Linked DNA regions of Homo sapiens: regions 1 and 2 are each linked to region 3. Evidence: chromatin loops called from intact Hi-C (ENCODE). Cell type or tissue: MCF 10A. All regions are shown on one strand. Each heading gives the region's core, and the rest is flanking DNA. Links, peaks and the distances in the headings are about the cores only.

Evidence for each region. Peaks named below come from ENCODE experiments on the same cell type or tissue, not always from the same donor. Only the 100,000 strongest peaks of a DNase experiment are listed, where the experiment ranks them.
Region 1: a loop joins it to region 3, with 4 times the contacts of the local background. A loop is called at or near these places in 7 of 110 quality-filtered maps.
Region 2: it touches region 3 in a loop (4-fold over the local background); 14 of 110 quality-filtered maps call a loop at or near these places.

The regions. Positions count from the first base shown.
Region 1 is chr5:146,944,811-146,951,026 of GRCh38, reverse strand. It overlaps a transcript of PPP2R2B not described here. Among named protein-coding and RNA genes, the nearest start is that of PPP2R2B-IT1, 28 kb to the right of the region's middle. In MCF 10A, for the core only: a CTCF peak has its summit at 3,674 (motif pointing right); no DNase peak of the experiment used is centred there.
Region 2 is chr5:147,367,418-147,373,633 of GRCh38, reverse strand. STK32A (serine/threonine kinase 32A) reads right to left here. Exons shown (of 13, transcript NM_001112724.2): 9 at 2,864-2,980; 10 at 340-465. Among named protein-coding and RNA genes, the nearest start is that of STK32A, 140 kb to the right of the region's middle. In MCF 10A, for the core only: a CTCF peak has its summit at 3,677; no DNase peak of the experiment used is centred there.
Region 3 is chr5:146,538,835-146,545,050 of GRCh38, reverse strand. No RefSeq gene overlaps it. Among named protein-coding and RNA genes, the nearest start is that of PPP2R2B-AS2, 21 kb to the left of the region's middle. RefSeq lists an enhancer at 3,920-4,420. In MCF 10A, for the core only: a CTCF peak has its summit at 2,623; a DNase peak (open chromatin) is centred at 2,620.

The DNA.
Region 1 (6,216 bases), core at 552-5,551, 410 kb before region 3:
CTCAAATTTAGATGCTTGACCTTATCTCTACCTGAGGTTGTATACCATCATAGTATACCAGGATTTAAAGATGACTGTATTTACACCCTTTAGTGTTTTATCCATATTGCCGAAAATTTTTGGCACTAAGAATTAAATATTTCTTATATATCTGTTAATTACCTGGTAAATGGCATACCTATGTTGTTTGTATCCTATTTTGTGCTAACAGCATTAATTTGTTCATGTAAACCTTGGAAATTATACCATGACTTTAGTCACCCTCTTTTGACATTTATTCAAGCAAGAGACTTGGTCTGTCTTGGCATCTGGGAGCATACAACCTGTGATGTTAGGTCCAGCACTTAGAGTCTTTCTAGGGATACTATGTACAGCCTAAACAGTGACTCTTTGGCTGTATATTTATTTTCACTACCTTTTAAAAGCATTAAAAAGAGCTGTCAGTACTTGGAAAAGTACTGATGTTTGGCCTTGTCTCAGAGCAGTTGAACCTGAACTTCAGGGGATGGGCCCCAAATGTCACCATATTTCAAGGTCTTTCCAGGTGATTCACTGTGCTGCCAACTTGAAACTTAAATTTTTTTTAAAAAATGTGACATAATTTTGGATAAGTAGAACAACTGTCAGGCTCTGTGCTCTGTCTTTGGCAGTGATATCAGCAAAGCTATTCATTTTTTTAATGGTGCTTTAAAAAGCTAACAGTACTTCTTTAACATAAATTATCTATCATGTTCAAAGTTCCCTGATTGCCTTATTTTTAATTTTTACAGGTAAAATGTAGGTATATATATTTATGAGGTACATGAGATATTTTAATACAGGCATACAATGCATAATAATCACATCGGGATAAATGGGGTGCCCATCTCCTCAAGCATTCATCATTTCTTTGCGTTACAAACCTTCCAATTATATCCTTTTAGCTATTTTTTAAAGTACAATAAATTATTGTTGACAGTAATCATTCTGTTGTGCTATCAAATACTGGCTCTTACTTATTTTTTCTAATTATATTTTTGTACCCATTAATCCCCACTCCTATCCCCACTACCCTTCCCAGCCTCTGGTAACCATCATTCTACTCTCTGTCTCCATGAGTTCAATTGTTTGTCTTTCTGTGCCTGGCTTATTTTACTTAACATAATGTACTCTAGTTCCATCCATGTTGTTGCAAATGACAGAATTTCATTCTTTTTTATGGCTGAATAGTATTTTATTGTGTATAGGTACCATGTTTTCTTTATTCATCTGTTGATGGACACTTAGGCTGCTTCCAAATCTTTGATACTGTTAATAGTGCTGAAATAAACATGGGAGTCCAGATAGCTCTTTGATGTACTGATTTCCTTTCTTTGGGGATATACCTGCTAGGTAGAGCTGGATTATATAGTAGCTCTATTTTTAGTTTTTTGAGGAATCTACATACTGTTCTACCTAGTGGTTGTACTAATTTACATCCCCACCAACAGCATAAGAGGCTTGCCTTTTCTCTACTTCCTCAGTGGCATTTGTTATTGCCTGTCTGGATAAAAACCATTATAACTGGTTTTTATTTTAACTGGGGTGAGATGATATCTCATTGTAGTTTGGATTTGCATTTCTCAGATGATCAATGACATTGAGCACTTTTATATATGCCTATTTGTCATTTGTATGTCTTCTTTGGAGAAATGTCTATTCAGAACTCTTGTCAATTTTTAAAATCAAATTATTAGATTTTTTTCCCATTGAGTTGTTTGAGCTCCTTATATGTTCTGGTTATTAATCTCATGTTGGATAGATAGTTTGCAAATATTTTCTCCCATTATGTTGGTTGTCTCTTCACTTTGTTGATTGTAAAAAAAAACTATTCTTGAAGCTTAATAGTACCACTCATGTCAAATGTTAGCAAACTCCTAATCATCTGTAAGTACCTAGCACATGTATCACCTTCACCATGCAGCATTCCTTGACCTATTCAGGCAAAAAGTTATTATCCTGTCTTTTATGCCAGGAATTACCCATGAAGTTCTGTTACAAGTACAGATACATGACCCCAAACCCAGTGTTTCAGAAGCTCCATGGGTGCCCTTTCTGAGATTCTGTGATTTTTAGCAAAGTCCTTAGATGAGTCTTATGTACAGCAGTTTCAGGAAACATTACTCTATGCCCTCATGGTATGTGTGCATACTTCTGTTGTTGCACATTCACTCAATTATAGTTACTTATTTACCTGTCAAATGTATCTACTAAACCATGAGCCTCTTGAAAGTAAGGATATTATCTTAATTTTAACTCTCAAGTCCAATCATAATGCCCTCTTAATAGAAGTTTTTGCACCAAATGAATGAATATGAACAAATCTCCCCAAATCAGCCAAATTTCCTTTAATGATTCATGATTTCTCATAGGAACACATGAATTTAAGAAAACAAAATTATAAAGATTAAGTTATTTCTTTTTTTCCCTTTGTTTTCTACTTAATATATAAGACTTAAAGAATTTAAGCCTTCTTTTCATTGTTACATTTATATTTTTGTGTACCTACATCAGGCACTATTAGAAACTAGAAATATAATAATAATAGCTAATATTTATTGAAATTTTACCATCTTCCAGGAACAGTATCAAGGACTTCACATGCATTAAGTCATTTCATCCTCCCAACTAACCTATAAGACAAATAGGTATTAACATTATCCCTCGTTGTATAAATGAGGAAACCAAGGCACAGACAGAGTAGATAATATATTTAAGCCAAACACCTAGGAAGCAGCAGAGCCAGTGTTTAAACCCAGGCAGTCTGCATCCAAAGACAGCTCATGCCCGTAACAATGTTTCCTGCCTCTGAATGTTGAATAAACATAGTCCCCAGTCTTAAAGCCTCATGGGAGAGACAGACAGTCTCAAAAAGTATTTGCATAAAGTGTTAAGGGTTTATAGGGTAAGGGAAACGATTATATGAACACAGCATGGCAAGTTTTAAATTTTGCCTTGAGAGGAGTAGGGGAAAAATATGAATGAAGAGAACTTGGCTTAGCCACACAACCCTGTGGTCTCATGAGTGCATGCCTTTGCTTATGCTACCACTTCATTAGGAATCCCTTTACAGAGAAGGTGATTGGGTTGAACATGAAAGGTGATTAGTGGGATTTCGCCTTGAGGAAAAGAAGAGAACGCAAGGGCATTCCTAATGAAGTGGTAGCATAAGCAAAAGCATGGACTCATGAGAACACAGGGTTGCATGGCTAAGCCAAGTTCACTTACAGCGGCTCCAAAGAAGGAAGTGGTAGATGGTGAGATGTGAAAGGACAGTGGTGAGAAAGGTGCATATGGCCGTTAGATCTCTCACAGAAAGTCTAAGTGATTTGAGCAACAAGAGAATGTATTGCCTCATCAAGCAGTCACAAAATAGGGCTGGCCCCAGGTATATAAGGCTTTAAACCATATGTTTAGTTAGGCACCTTGTGTCTTTCTTCTGGCCTCTCAACTTGGCTTCTGTCCCATTGGCTCTGTTCTCTGGCTGCAGCTCCAAGCCTCAATCATCTCATTACACAAAGCACCAAGCTCAGCGACTGAGACAGTCCACTTCTCCAACAGTTCCAGAAAAAACAGGAAATGAATTTCATTGACCAGATTTCAGTCACGTGCTGGTCCCTGTTGATCCTGATCCAATCACTAGAGGGCAGACTGCACAGATGTCTAAACCACATATTCAGGCTTTGGAAATTATGAAGTAGGCGCAAAGCACATGCAGGTAGAATAATGAAGAGATAGACCCCAAAGTAGAATTGGGGTGCTGTTGTCACAAGAAGAGAGCATAAATGCTGTGCAGAAATATAACAAATATCCACTGAAGTTGAAGTTCACATTTTGAGAGATCCTGAATGTTGTCTGTAAACTAACCAAGGCATCTGCCTCATATTATGGAATTTTTCCCTAAACGTTTAGTAATGAGCTTTGTCTGATTACTGACCTTGTGTAGATCTCTGGTTCCTTGGGGCTGAAACTGAAGAGCAGGTTGCTGTCTTTCCTTCAGTTGTGAGGATGTTCAACATAAAACAAGATGCAGGATTGAGCCTTGACTTTGGCTTTCTTGAGAAACACCCTCTCAGGCTTTCTCTGCTGAGTATTTTTTAAAGCTGTCTAAACGGATACCCCCACCCCTACCCCAACCACCCAATTCCCGTCCTATTGGCAGCCACTTTAGAAGGGAAGTGTGTGAGATGGGAATTGTTTAGATGGAAACAATCCTTCTGTAATGGCTTCGGCCTCCTCTGGCATGAATTGAGCATTTACAGTAGTGAAGCCATGTTTTATTTATGTTATTTCCTCAAGACCTCTGGTTAGCTTCTCAATTTGCAATGCAAATTAGACATAGAAAAGATTTTATATACTCTACATACAATTCTCCATACATCCACATTCAGTGACAAATTGTAATCTTTCGGCCTAACAGTTCTAGTGTAATTTTAGATAATAAAAATATTCACCACTTACAGTTCTAGCTTATGCTAATAGACCCACAGTCATCAGAGATGCTGAGACTAAGCAACAGACTTGGGACTCAGAAAAGTAACACTATTGATTGCACTGCCTTTTGAAAATGAAACTTGCAATGAAAGACTCTAACTTACACCCCAGAACTTGGAAGGAGGAGCAATTACCATGAATTCAAGCATCACTTGGCATGTGAGCTCTTGCTGTTGTCCTATCATACTCCAAGCAGTGGTGGGGGGACAGGGGGAAGACAGATATCAGAGCCACCTTTGAAAGATGGGAAAAAAAGACTTGTCTCTCTTCATCTGGTACTGCTTCAAGTTGATTGCTGAAGTGTGCACAGGGGTAGTTGGGCTATACTCGCTACTAGCTAATTGTATGTCCTTTTGTGTAAAGCTGTTGCTTAAGCGGCTACAGCGTTAAAAGGGAACACAGGGATAAAGAGATTTTAGATAAATCATTTTATAGAATCCACATGACTAACGGCTGGCTTGGCTCAAAAACTAAATTGTGAATTAGAATCGATAGCCCAAATGTAACAAATCTCACTCAGCCTCTGGTCACACTTCAGTCTCTGCACAATCCCAATATTTGTCTTTATAAGGTAAGAGTTGCCAGCAGCTGACGACACACTGACCATTAGGCAGGGGTCCATAGTAACACCTGGCTATTAGAAAGATCTGACACGTGTCTCAGCTCATTCTTGGAAACAATGGTTCTTCTTGCATACCATCAGTAACATTCTTTCTCAAATCGAATTGCCTTACACAATGATTTTCTGTCTTCAAAAATTAGACTTATGTGCACACAATATAAAACTATGTTATCCCTGATGACAAGGCTGAAAATGCTTTCCCCCACTGTCCTCTAAACTTTAGGAAAACAAATTGCTATTTTTATTTCCTATTGCCTCTCCAGTGGGTGCACCCTGGGCACACAGCCCTTAAAAAACATCATCAGCAGCTGCTATAGCAGCACAACTTTAGCTTCTTGTTACGAAAAGCCTCTGGGTTGCAGTGGGGAGCAAGGTAGTCAATATATCGGACTTGGACAGTGCCCAAACAACTATTACAATTCAGACCATGATTTCTGGCCCAATTCTGGAAAAGTATTTGCTTTCCAAGATAAAAATCTGTTTGGCAGAAAAGAAATGTTTGTTTTAAAATAAAATCCATTTGGTTAATAATTATCCACCCAGTTTTAGGTTGCTTTCCTCATTTCTGTAAATAAATTTTCCTACATTGCCTCTCCCAGTGATTGATGAAAAGTGGACTTAAATTTTGAGGAAGGAACCTGAAGAACATATCCAAGTCCTCACTACCCTGTTTGGTAATAGTTGCATCTAATGTCTTCTATTTTTCTTCCTGAATTAACTAGATAGTATAGTGTGTAGGAAGTACAAAGCAGGTATTCATCAGGAGTTACAGAGATTTAACATGGGTCATTAAAGTGCTGTATGTTGGCCTAATTTGAAAAATAATTCCCCAACTATGGCTAACGTATACTAGAAGTCAGTTTGTCTATCTGTGTAAATGAGGGTTTTGCAAATCTTAAGTTAGAACATATTTGTCAAAGAGTCAACACAGTAAGTTACAAGAGGGCATCTTTGGTTAAATAACAGAAGCTGATCTAATCACTAATTTGCCATACCTTTTCAATGAAAACAAACTATTAGACTCCTCTGAGAGACCAGATCAGACATTCGTTTTCTTCTTCCCTATTATCTAGATGCCCTTT
Region 2 (6,216 bases), core at 847-5,846, 830 kb before region 3:
AAAGAAAACTTAAAAAAAACCCCAGCAGATTCATGAGAATGACTATTTGGGGAACTAGGACTTCCTTTCAATAAAAACAGACCATAAAAAGTGGTTAAAAGCTAGAACTTCAGTCGCAAATACACCTGGATTAGAATCCCAGCTTGACTACTTGCTAGCTTTGTGACCTTTGGTGACAAACTTACCCTGTGCATGTCTCAATTCTCTCATCTGTAAAATGGGAATTGGGGCTCTCTTAACAACACTGGTGTGATTATCTAATGAGACAATGTGTGAATCTGGCACACCGGGTAATGCGCACTGAATGGGAGTTATTTGGCTTTGTTAGGATTGACTCACATTAGGAATGAAACCTGGAATGAGCCTCTTCTGAAAAACTGCATCCCAGTTTATATCATTCATATACGGGAAGTTCTGGACATCAGATAACTGAGAAAATCGTTGGTCTGGATTAGGTTCGAGTAGCTGCCAATAAAATGCAAACATCAAGGCCATAAGAAAGGATAGAAGGACAAAAAAAAATCATACAAATTCCCTCTAAATGCTTTCAACTGTAGGACTGAAGGAAAATAGACAGTGTCCCCTATCCCTAATCCCATAAACAATGTAGATCATACATTATTAGAATGAACAGTATGTAGGATTCTGCAATGTGATGAGTAAAAATGGCTTGTCCTACTAAGTCAAATATATCTTTGATTCTTGACTCCTCTACTTACTAAGGGCAAATTTGTTCTCTAAATCTTAGTTTACCCATGTGTTTAAAAAAAGTGGTAATAATGTATTTCATACGATTGTAATCAGGATTAGTGGGAGGCTATTTATACAAAGTACCTAGTAGAAAACCTATGGTGACAAATGTTGATACATTTCACAAGTAGAACTCATTTCCTACTAAGAATTGTAGCTGTTTTTACAACTAATTAAAATACATTGGGGGCGGCATAGATAAGGTGTAACTAAAGTAACTGTTATAGTTCTAGATTTTACTAATTGAGATAAAAGATTTTTGCCCCCTTAACCATTCCTGAGCCAACATCACAGCAATTGTGTGGCTCAAATAGGCATTGTCAGTCCCACTTGAGAATGCTTCTGAAGATGACAACCATGCAACCTCAGGGTGTAATTTGTGGAGTGAAGCAGGGCTGTCTTGGAACTAAGCAGAATTTGCTTATGAAAAATGATCCCCCATTCTATGTCTTTGACATTACTGATGCAATGTCCCTATTCCAAAATAAGGAACTTGACTCCAAAAACAAGAGACACAAATGATGACTCCTTAGCCACTAAAGCTATTTTCCATTACCAGCCACAACTGGTGCAATTTTCTCCTCAAAAAAAAAAAAAAAAAAAAAAAAAAAAAAGGCCAAGCCCATTCCTCTTGGGCCCCTCATTCTTGTTTTGTATCATCACTCAATATACACTTTTGACCTCCCGCTATAACTGTTCTTCATCTGTTTGATGAAGATGGGTACCTTGAAAATCTGATGAAAGCTGTGGACCTCATTTATTTGAATACTTGTCAAATTTCACTTCTCAGGCTTTGTGTTAGATGCTGAGAATACAATGGTAACACATGTCAGACATGGTCCCTACCCTCATGAAGCTAAGAAGAAAATGGTACGTAACCAAGGATCACACAAATGCTGGGTATAATTTTAAACTGAAAAATGCTATGAAGGAAAGATAGTGTTATGTGAACTTACACCAAGAAGGTGATATTTGAGCTAAGAGCTAAAGTTGTGCTTCCCAAACTATGTAGAAGGGTCAGTTATTTTTGTTTGTTTTTGTCTGTTTCAATTTCCAATCCACTGAAATCAGTATGTGGTCTTATTATGCATTGCCAGTATGCAGCACCCCACATAGACACCTTGTGACTTGAGTTCAACAACCGTCAAACAAGCTTGGACCCTCTTCAATAAGATAAGTCCATTGATCATGTGTTTAGATGCTACAGCAGTGTCCAATTGCTATAAAAGTTTCTAAATGCTTCTCTCAAGTTCTTTACTTACAATAGACCTGCAGAAAAAATTCATGGACTAGAACCAGTGAACCACATTGAGTAGTACTGCTCTCAAGGAGGAACTGGAGGAACTAGGATTGGAGGCACTGTTCCAGGAATAGGTACTGGCATGTGCAAAGGTCCTGTGGTGAGAGGAAGACTGGTATGTAAAAGTGAAGAAGGAGAAAAGAAAGAAAAGAAGAAGAAAAAGGCCAAAGCAGTTTATGTGTAGTCAAAGGGGGGACAAAAGTCCAAAAGTCCAAAACAAGGCTTGAGAGGTATTTTGAACTTTTGTACCACAAAATTATTTTAATCTTTATTCTAAGAATAAGGAAAATATCCTGGACTGTCCTTTAACAGACCACTGTGGGGCTGCATGGGGAATAGAATGGAGTGGTAAAAGTGTATGTGGACAAACCCGTTATAAGGCTAGACTGATGGCAGTTGGATCAGGGAAATAGTAGTGAGGACAGAGAGAAGTGAAATATTTTAATACTTAAAATATAAAATTTCAGAACCTGGTGATGAATTGAATACGCAGATGACAAATGAGTCCTGGTTGCTGGCTGGCGTAAGTGGATTTGGATAGAGAAGCCAGTCACTGAGAGAATTTCCTGAGAAGATATTCAGGAAAGACAAAGATAAAGAAGTCCTTTGAGTTTAAGATGGCTTTGGGACATCCAAGGGGAATCTGAGTTGAGTTAATGAAGCCATGTATTTGAAAGCTAACAGCTAGAAAATACACTCTACAAATGTATACTATCATGACTGTCCCCAATATTGTATACTAACTTCTAAACTTAAGCCAGAGAGCCTGCTTCCTTTTGTTACTTCGTTTGGACATGCAGTCTTCCTTCTTACCTTTTTAAGAAGTGACACCATTTCCTGTGACCAGGCAGAAGGGTAAGTTACAACAGTCGTCTCAAACGTGTGTACAATTTCCTTGCTGGAAGTACTGGAGCGAATATGATACGGTCTCTTAAGGGAGAAAAGAAGTAAAAGTCTTCATTTGTATAGGACAAAAGAAAAAAAAAATTTCCAAATGTTTCCAAGCTAAACTTTCAACCGATAAAATATCTATATCAATTTCTAACCCTGTCCAGCTGACTCTTGCGTTGCCATATGTGTAGGTGGTCCTGTGTTGCCAGACCCCCTACTTTTTCTTAAAGAGACACTAGGAATTTATGGTCGCTTCTAAAATACCATAAATTTTAAAGTTGAACACTCCACTGAGCCAAACAAAACATTCAAGTGGACTGAATCAGCCTCTGAGATGCTGATTTGAAATTGTTTTATAAGGTATTATATAAGTATTAACACGAAATACTGGACAAGTCCTCAATAAATGGAAGTCTAAAAAATTATTATGTAAGGGTTGATTGCAAGTAAATCCAGAATTTTACCATACCATCCCTTTCACTGCAACATAATGAGGAAGCTCAGGACAGAAAACTGCTCAGAAAACATCAACTCCAGTCCCACAAATGCTATGAGTCCCTGGTTCCACAGAGTATGGCAGGGTGGAGAATTTTGTGATGAGGCAGAAGCTTTTAAAAAAAATTTTGGGGGAAGAACCAGGTTCTTCTACAGTTTTAATTTTGAAGAAAAGTAATTTAAAAAGAAAAGAAATTAAACAAAAGAAAACTGTGGATTAGCTGTAGTTTTCACAGCTTTACACTAGAGGACAGCCTTTATCTATATTATTTTGTAGGGGACTCACCAACACTGAAATTTCATGTCTCTTATGTGAACTGTAAGATACTCACAGCCAGAGATTATATCATTCTTGTTCATGAGACCAAGCATTCAGTAGGTGCACAATACATGTTTATTTAATGAACAAAATTTCCATATTCGATTAACTAGCCACAGCACAGTTAATATGGATATACACATTGATCACATGCCTGGCCCTTTTAAGATATTTAATAAATGACTGTTGATGGATGACCTAAATTGGGGGAAATGAAAGGGTTTAAGTTTTTCCCTGTAGTAAATCAGTGTTAAGAGGTAATATAAAATAATCATGTGTTTGAGGTTAAAAGGATTTGGTGCTAAACTTCTCCACTCAATTTCTGAGCTTGTTACTTCATCTGTAAAATGAGCTACCTCATGAGATTGCTGGAAAAATTAAAGGAGATAATATGTGTAAATTTCTCAACAGAGTGAGTGGCTAATAGTATTAGACACAATATAAGAGAGAGATTTTTATCATTATTGACACAAAGGTAAAAATGGGCATATGTAAATGTGAATGAATAGTGAACAGCAAAATGAGTCCTCAAGAAAAGTGATGGGAAGAAAAGCTTAATTTTACACATGGCAAGTCAATGTCAGCTATTCATGGAACCATGAAGTGCCAGGAGGTGGCCCTTGAAAGGGAGATTAATTCAAACATTTTTGCTTTTTAAGTAAGATCTAAAAACAACTGCCATATTTACCCCCTCAACACTAAATAAAGGACCATAGCTATATCATATGTCTTGGTAATTATATAGTAGAAATAACTCATTAACTCAATATCAGTAAAGGAGTGCTAGATGCTTTATCACCATTATCAATGTTTATTGGTAATTTAGTAGCCAAAGGGTTAGGTTACTCCATATGATTCAGACCATGTTTATCATTAAGAATCAGATTAGGCTTAGTATACTCAAGCTTCTAGGCTTATATGTGTATGCACATGTGTTTTTACTTTTTTCTGTGTTTCTTCTTGATTTTAATTCATTGCTGCTTCTCAACCTACTGTTTCTGGGCCACCTAGAAAATAAAATGATTTTATAAACAAATGAATTAACTGATGAATGCCACAAGCAGCTGGTTTAAGTGTGTACATTTTTCTCTAGTTACTTTACAAGGCCATATGACTGAATTTAATTTTTAAAATCTCCATGACCTGTTGGTTTATTAAAAAATAATCACATTGTCTTTATCTTATTTTTTAATTTACTTTTACAGTTCTAAATTTTAAAATTAATTTGAATTAATCAACTACCAGAATTGTATATTTATTTATTTACCAATTATTTATTGAATGCCTACCATGTTCCAGCACCTTTCTTAGGCATTGAGGGTACAATGAAGAACAAGACACATATGGTTTCTATGTTGGTGGGGCCTACAGTCTACTTAAGGAAGCATGTAAATTTATTATATAGACTGTATACACACACACACACACACTTAAATAAATGGGATACATGCTATAGAGAAAAATTACAGTATGCAGTCACAGTATATATCATAAAAGCCTAAGGCAGCATCTAAACTAACAGTGAGCATATAGAGAATAAACAAAGTGGAAAAGGTGAAATGTTATAAGGGAACAAATGATGTGTTGTGAATATGGTTGTATTTCAGAAGTGCAAAGGCAAAAGAATTGCAGCTAAGCATGTACAATGAGTACAAAACTATGTACACATCTATCCTAAGTTAACACTTTTGGATAATATGAAACTATAAAAGATGTGGACCTTTGCCTTTGCAATGGCAATGAGATAGTAGGGAGTTAGAGAGATGACAAAGCAGATTAATAGTTAAGGGACACATTCATTAAGACTGAAACCAAACTCAGAAATGATGAGAATGTTTTCGAGCACATTTTCTCATTAAGACATATACTTTTCTGTAAATAAAAATTTGTACGTATGGAGGAAATTGTTTAGCACACTTCCTCTGTGCTTGAGTTGTATTGATGCTTGTAATTAAATGTTACTTCCTTTTCTTCAGATAAGCTACATTTTGAAACGTAATTGCAGGTAGCATAGTTGGTCATTTTTTCCTAGAAGGTGTCTAAGTGATTTGTTTCTCCATTCATTCAATAACTGTCAGGCCTCTGAGCCCAAGCTAAGCCATCATATCCCCTGTGACCTGCACATACACATCCAGATGGCTGGTTCCTGCCTTAACTGATGATATTCCACCACAAAAGAAGTGAAAATGGCCGGTTCCTGCCTTAACTGATGACACTACCTTGTGAAATTCCTTCTCCTGGCTCATCCTGGCTCAAAACGTCCCCCGCTGAGCACCTTGTGATCCTCACCCCTGCCCACCAGAGAACAACCCCCCTTTTTCCTTTACCTACCCAAATCTTATAAAACGGCCCCACTCCTATCTCCCTTCGCTGATTCTCTTTTCGGACTCAGCCCACCTGAAACCCAGGTGAAATAGCCTTGTTGCTCACACAAAGCCTGTTTGGTGGTCTCTTCACATGG
Region 3 (6,216 bases), core at 586-5,585:
GGTCTCACTCCATCATCCAGGCTGGAGTGCAGTGACGCTATCTCAGCTCACTGCAACCTCCACCTCCTGGGTTCAAGTGACTCTCCCACCTCAGCCTCCAGAGTGGCTGAGACTACAGGTGCGCACCACCACACCTGGCTAATTTTTGTATTTTTTGGCAGAGATGGGGTTTCGCCATGTTGGCCAGGCTGGTCTCAAATTCCTGACCTCAAGTCATCCACCCACCTCGGCCTCCCACAGTGCTGGGATTACAAGTGTGAGCCACCGCACCCAGCCAGGAACATTGATTTTTGAGAGTAGATGACATGTTTTGCTTTTAGGTCACACCATTTAGTTGTCAGCACAGTCTTTGTAGGCCTCTGCACCCCTCTAGCATGATAGACCAAGTTGATGGCTGCTCCATGAGTCCAGATCCTACAGTGAGGAGACACAAATCACAGCCCCAAGGCAATCCACAGTAGGCACACAGCACAAATGAGAAATAAGCCACCTAAAATTAGGAGGTTATTTATTACCACAGCAGAACTTTGCCTATGGTGACTGAAACAGGGTCTGACCTCCAGATTATAAACTACCACAGCCACCAACCAGAGGACAGGAGCAGTGACTGTCACTAGGAGGCCAGGCCATTGTGGCTTGTGTGGCTATTGCCACTGCTGAAGCCACAGCTTCCCCACACCATGAAGCTAAATAACACAGAATGAACCTGGAGCCCAGCTGCTGCCAGCACTCACACATATCAGCAGCACAAAATCTCAGGAAAAAAAAAAAAAAAAAAGGCCTTTGTCTTCCTTCTACCTTCAAAATCTCAAGGGCTCCTACTTGCCAGAATCTAAGTTGCATCTAGAATCCTAGTGGCCAAAGGGTCAGGGGAGTGTAGGTTTTCAGACTTCTGGTCCCTGTGATGGAGGAGTCTGGGGACACAGAGAGCGATGGAAACAGATGTTGAGTGCCAACAAGCAAAATCTAGCACAAATCCTCAAAGTGTGCTCCAGGCCCCTCTGCATCAGGGTCACTGGGGTGCCTACCACCAGATGCCAACCATACAGGCTCAGACTTGTGGGGACCTGGGATCTGCATTTTGACAATGGTCTTGTCTATAGAAGAAGGGATTTGCCCTTAAGAGAGGAAAAAAAATAAAAGATCCAAAGTATTTAATAAAACGGCTCCTACATAAAAATTGCTTTACCACTTTAATGTCCCCTGTAAGTTTTGTGTTTCTTGTATAGTTTTAAGTCCTATTAAAGTTGTAGATTAATAGTAAGCAAACAAAATCCAACTCTTTCATTTTAAAAATAAGGAAAATGAAGCACGGAAATGTTAAGAATTTTGCTTAACATTAATTTTTTTAGTAAGAGAGACAGTTGTCTAGACCAAAAAAAAAAAAAAAAAACAATGATTGAAAGCCAAATAAATTAGATTTGGCCTCAGAAGACATGTCTATTCACCAGCCACCTGAGTATTACCCACAGAGAAAACTTTTAATTTAGCAGCTGCAAATGGGCAGGCCTCAAGCCACAGGTGTATTTTGCTATTCTACACAGTATACTTTTACAATTTGAGCTAAGCCAGGCGTGGTGGCTCATACCCATTATCAGGCACTTTGGGAGACTGAGGCAAGAGGATTGCTTGAGCCCAGGAGTTAGAGACCAGCCTGGGCAACAAAACAAGATCCTGTATTTACAAAAAATAAATAAATAAATAAATAAATTAGGCGTCGTGGTCCACAACTGTAATCCCAGCTACTCAGGAGGCTGAGGCAGGAGGATCCCATGAGCCCAGAAGGTCAAGGTAAGCCATGATCATGCCACTACACTCCAACCTGGGTGACAGAGCAAGTCCCTATGTAAAAAAATAAATAAATAAAATTTGAGCTAATATCTAAAATTTAGGAAATTCCACATAAAAATCCATGTATTTGGTTTCCCTTGAAAAATTAAAGGGCCCCAGCTTCCCAGCTGACAACAACTGACTCCTCTAAGAGGCAGCTCCCAATCCTCATGTCCTTACCCCCCATCCTGACCCCAACTGACCCCCCAGACCCCCTTCCAACTGTGTGCTCTCCAGTTTGCTACTGTGCCCACCTATTTTCCTGTAAAAGGTAGATTTCTACTCCTGTAAAAAATAAACAGCTAACTGACTACAACCCAAACACCAAGAAGAAGGGAGTCATTTCATTTTACCAAGGGTGCCATAAGGTTGTACCAAGCGTTTATTGGAAGCATTTGGCTTGATGACACCACCCCCCACCCTACTCCACGCCTATATTTTTTATTTAGAGAACTATTTGCTCATGGATCTTTAAAGAATCCAACAGTGTCTTCTGGAAACTCAGGGTTAGGGACAATGATATTTATCATCATGCTTGAAATCGTCTTTCTTGCTGTAAAGAAAGATTCTTATAACTTTATGCTGATCAAAAGTAATAGAACAAAGATAGACCTGTGAGGCGGTGCAAGTTCTTTCACCTTCCCATTTCATTCATTTTTACGACTTTCCTGGCCCCTGGGGACAATTTGCCACTCTGGCCTTAAGATACTTTGTAGATAGATTTGTGCCCCACGGACCTGTTTGCAGCCTGCAGTCCGATCTCCGGTTGAGGTGAGCCCCCACCTGGTCACCTGCAGAACGGCACCCACGAGGGCCAGCTAGTTATTCTGGCACACAGGGCAGTTAGAGCGAGCGCTCCTCTATACAGGACACCACTGCGCTGTGTATTTGAGGTAATTAGTTTGGCTCTAAAATTAGCAGTTAAATAAATGTTAATGAACAGCTGTTCCCAATAAACAGGATAAATTGAAATTAATAATTGCCGTATTCATTTAACAAATGAATTACCCACTTTTTAAATACACCAACATAACACATGTGTGATCTCCTGCCAAGAGGGGCCGGCCTAGGAAAATGTACTTAGTGGCAAAACAGGGTAAGCCAGGAGCCAAGCAGGGCAGATGCCATGCCGCCCACTCTAAAGATACCAACAAAATGTGTGACTGCTTTCTTATTTTTATTCCTGTAAAAGGTTGAAATAAATATCAGATTAACTACAACCCAAACACCAAGAAGAAGGGAGTCATTTCATTTTACCAATGGTGGGGTAAGACTGCATCCAGGGTTTCTTGAAGGCATTTGGCTTGATAACACCACCCCCTACCTCACTCCACCCCTATATTTTTTATGTAGGGAACTATTTGCCCGTGGATCTTTAAAGAACCCGACTCTATCGCATCCCAGGAGTAGAAAATTGCTAGCAACACTGAATTCTAGGGCAGTGAGAAGGACAAGAGCTTTAGAGGGACAATCTAGGCTCAAGTTCTGACTACACTAATTACCTCAGTTTCTTCATCTGCACAATGGGAATTGTGAGCTTTGTGTAAGATCATATAGGTCAAGTAGCTAGCACAATGTTTAGCATTTAATAGTTCTTTATTATAATACATATTATTACTTTTCCTTTACAGTGTAAATGACAATCAGAGTTTAAGGAACAAACTTACAAGTAAACTAAGCCTTTATCTGCCGGAGCCCCACGCATTGATGCCAGGCTCTGTCCTGGGCAGGAACACCAACGTGAACAAGACAAGGGCTCTGCCTAGAGGAGCCCATGTGCTCGTGTCCTGGTGTAGCAGGCATGTGAAACATGGACATAACAAGCAAGAACGTTTAGGCGCGTGCTGTGAAGAGACTAAAAGGGGACAACAGAAGAGTGGCTGGGTGACTTTAGCTGCAATAACAGGAACATTTGAGGGACCACCACTCTGAGGGAAAAGTTAAGCCAGCACCTGCATGTGACTGGAAGGCTGCCATGAAGTCTCCAGGAAGAACATTCTGGAGAAAGAGCAAATGCAAAGACTCTAAAGTGGGAAAAAGTACCAGCATATTCCAGCGAGAGGGTGAGCGTCATTAGAACTTAGGGACATAGCCAGGCTCAGTGGCTCATGCCTGTAATCCCAGCACTTTGGGAGGCCAAGGCAAATGGATCACCTGAGGTCAGGAGTTCGAGACCAGCCTGGTCAACATGGTAAAACCCCGTCTCTACTAAAAATACAAAAATTAGCCAGGCATGGTGGCAGGTGCCTGTAATCCCAGCTACTCAGAGGCTGAGTCAGGACAATCACTTGAACCCAAAGAGATGGAGGTTGCAGTGAGCTGAGATTGCATCATTGCACTCCAGCCTGGGCAACAAGAGTGAGAGGCCATCTAAAAAAAAAAAAAAAATAAGAACTTAGGGACATTAGTTTCTGAAGATCACTCTGGCTGTCAAGTAGAACAAAAGTGAAAGGAGGGAGCTGAGTTAGAAGGCTTTTGCAGATGGTGGCTTCCCCATAAATTGACCCAACCTACTTCATTCCATGCAAGAGGATCCTTTCACCCCAGGAATTCCCATTACACATAGTTTTCATTACAACATGGAAGGTCATTATTGGTAGAAGATGTTACAGCCAGTACAGAGCGAGTCATGCACACTCTCTCACCAGAGAGGAGTTAGACCTGGAAGGCAATCACTGGGCCACGCTAAGATCTTCACCTCCTTTGTTTGTCCCTTTGTCCCCCTCCCTATTCTCAGCATACACACAGCTAGTCATTAGCATTCTTTGCATGTGGAGAGACTCAGTAATGGTTTGTGTGTCTCACATTGAAATACTATAGGCAGATACAGTATTTCAGAGTGGTAAAGAGACCTTGGTTAGCTGCGTCTGAATCCCAGCTCTACCATTTTCTGCCTGTGCAACCTGGACAATTTACTTAACCTCTCTCATGTGTCAGTTTCTGTCTCTGGGAATGGGGAAAATAGCACATAGTTATTAAGGAGATCAATAATAACAATGGAAAGAGCATAGCATGTAAGGGTGTTGGCCTACAGTAAGCCCTCAGTAAATATCAGTGCTTAGTCATAGGCCCGCAGCACACAGTTCTCTCTGATGGACACAAATCCTGTTCCAGTGATAATCAAGCTGTGACTGTAAAATAGACTGTTACATTTAAATTAGAAGCAAAGTTAATGATAAAGTTAATTCATAGACAGGATGTTTGAAGTTTTACGTTAAAAATGAACTTATGGGTCCGGTGGCAAACTCTTATGTCTCAGCAGGCGTTTCTTTGGAGCCAGTATAAAGTGTTTAAAACTTCATAGTAATGTAATATTAAGTACAGGCAAAGTTAGTAAGACAGACCTGTCATACACTGATGGGGAGAGAGCGGGTGTAAAACGCTATAGCCAGTTGAGAGGCTTTTTTTTTTTTTTCTTTTAAGGAGTCTCTGTCACCCAGGCTGGAGTGCAGTGGTGCAATCTTGGCTCACTGCAACCTCCGCCACCTGGGTTCAAGCAACTCTCCTGTCTCAGCCTCCCAAGTAGCTGGGACTACAGGTGCACGCCACTATGCCCGACTAATTTTTGTATTTTTAGTAGAGATGGGATTTCACCATATTGGTCAGGCTGGTCTCGAACTCCTGACCTCAGGTGATCTACCCGCCTCAGCCTCCGAAAGTGCTGGGATTACAGGCGTGAGCCACCTCACCCAGCCAAGAGGCATTTTTAATACATCTTTTAAACGTGCATCAACTTCAATCCACCAATTTCACTTCTTTTTTTTTTTTTTTTTTTTTCTGACACAGAGCCTCTCTCTGTCACCCAGGCTGGAGTGCAGTGGCATGATCTCAGCTCACTGCGACCTCCACCTCCAGGTTCAAACGATTCTCCTGCCTCAGCCTCCTGAGTAGCTGGGACTACAGGCATGTGCCACTATGCCCAGCTAATTTTTTGTATTTTTAGTAGAGACGGAGTTTCACCATGTTGGCCAGGATGGTCTCAATCTCCTGACCTCGTGATCCGCCTGCCTTGGCCTCCCAACGTGCTGGGATTACAGGCATGAGCCACCGTGCCTGGCCCAATTTCACTTAATATCTGTTCTGGAATATGACACCCATGTGTACACAAGAAATAATATTTAAGGGTGTTCATTACAGTACTGTTTTCTAACAGGGAAAAGCTGGAAATAAATGATTGCTCATGAGGAAATAGCTAAACAAATTATATTTTTATAATCGAAATACTATGCAACACTGAATGAAATGTAGAACTACGTGTATTAATAGTCCGAGACCTCTAAAACACATTGTGCTGGAAAGAACAAGCTACCAAATTATATGTGTGGTATAAAATTAATGCTATTACTTTTATACACACATTTGCATGGCAGAGATTGCTAGTTGCCT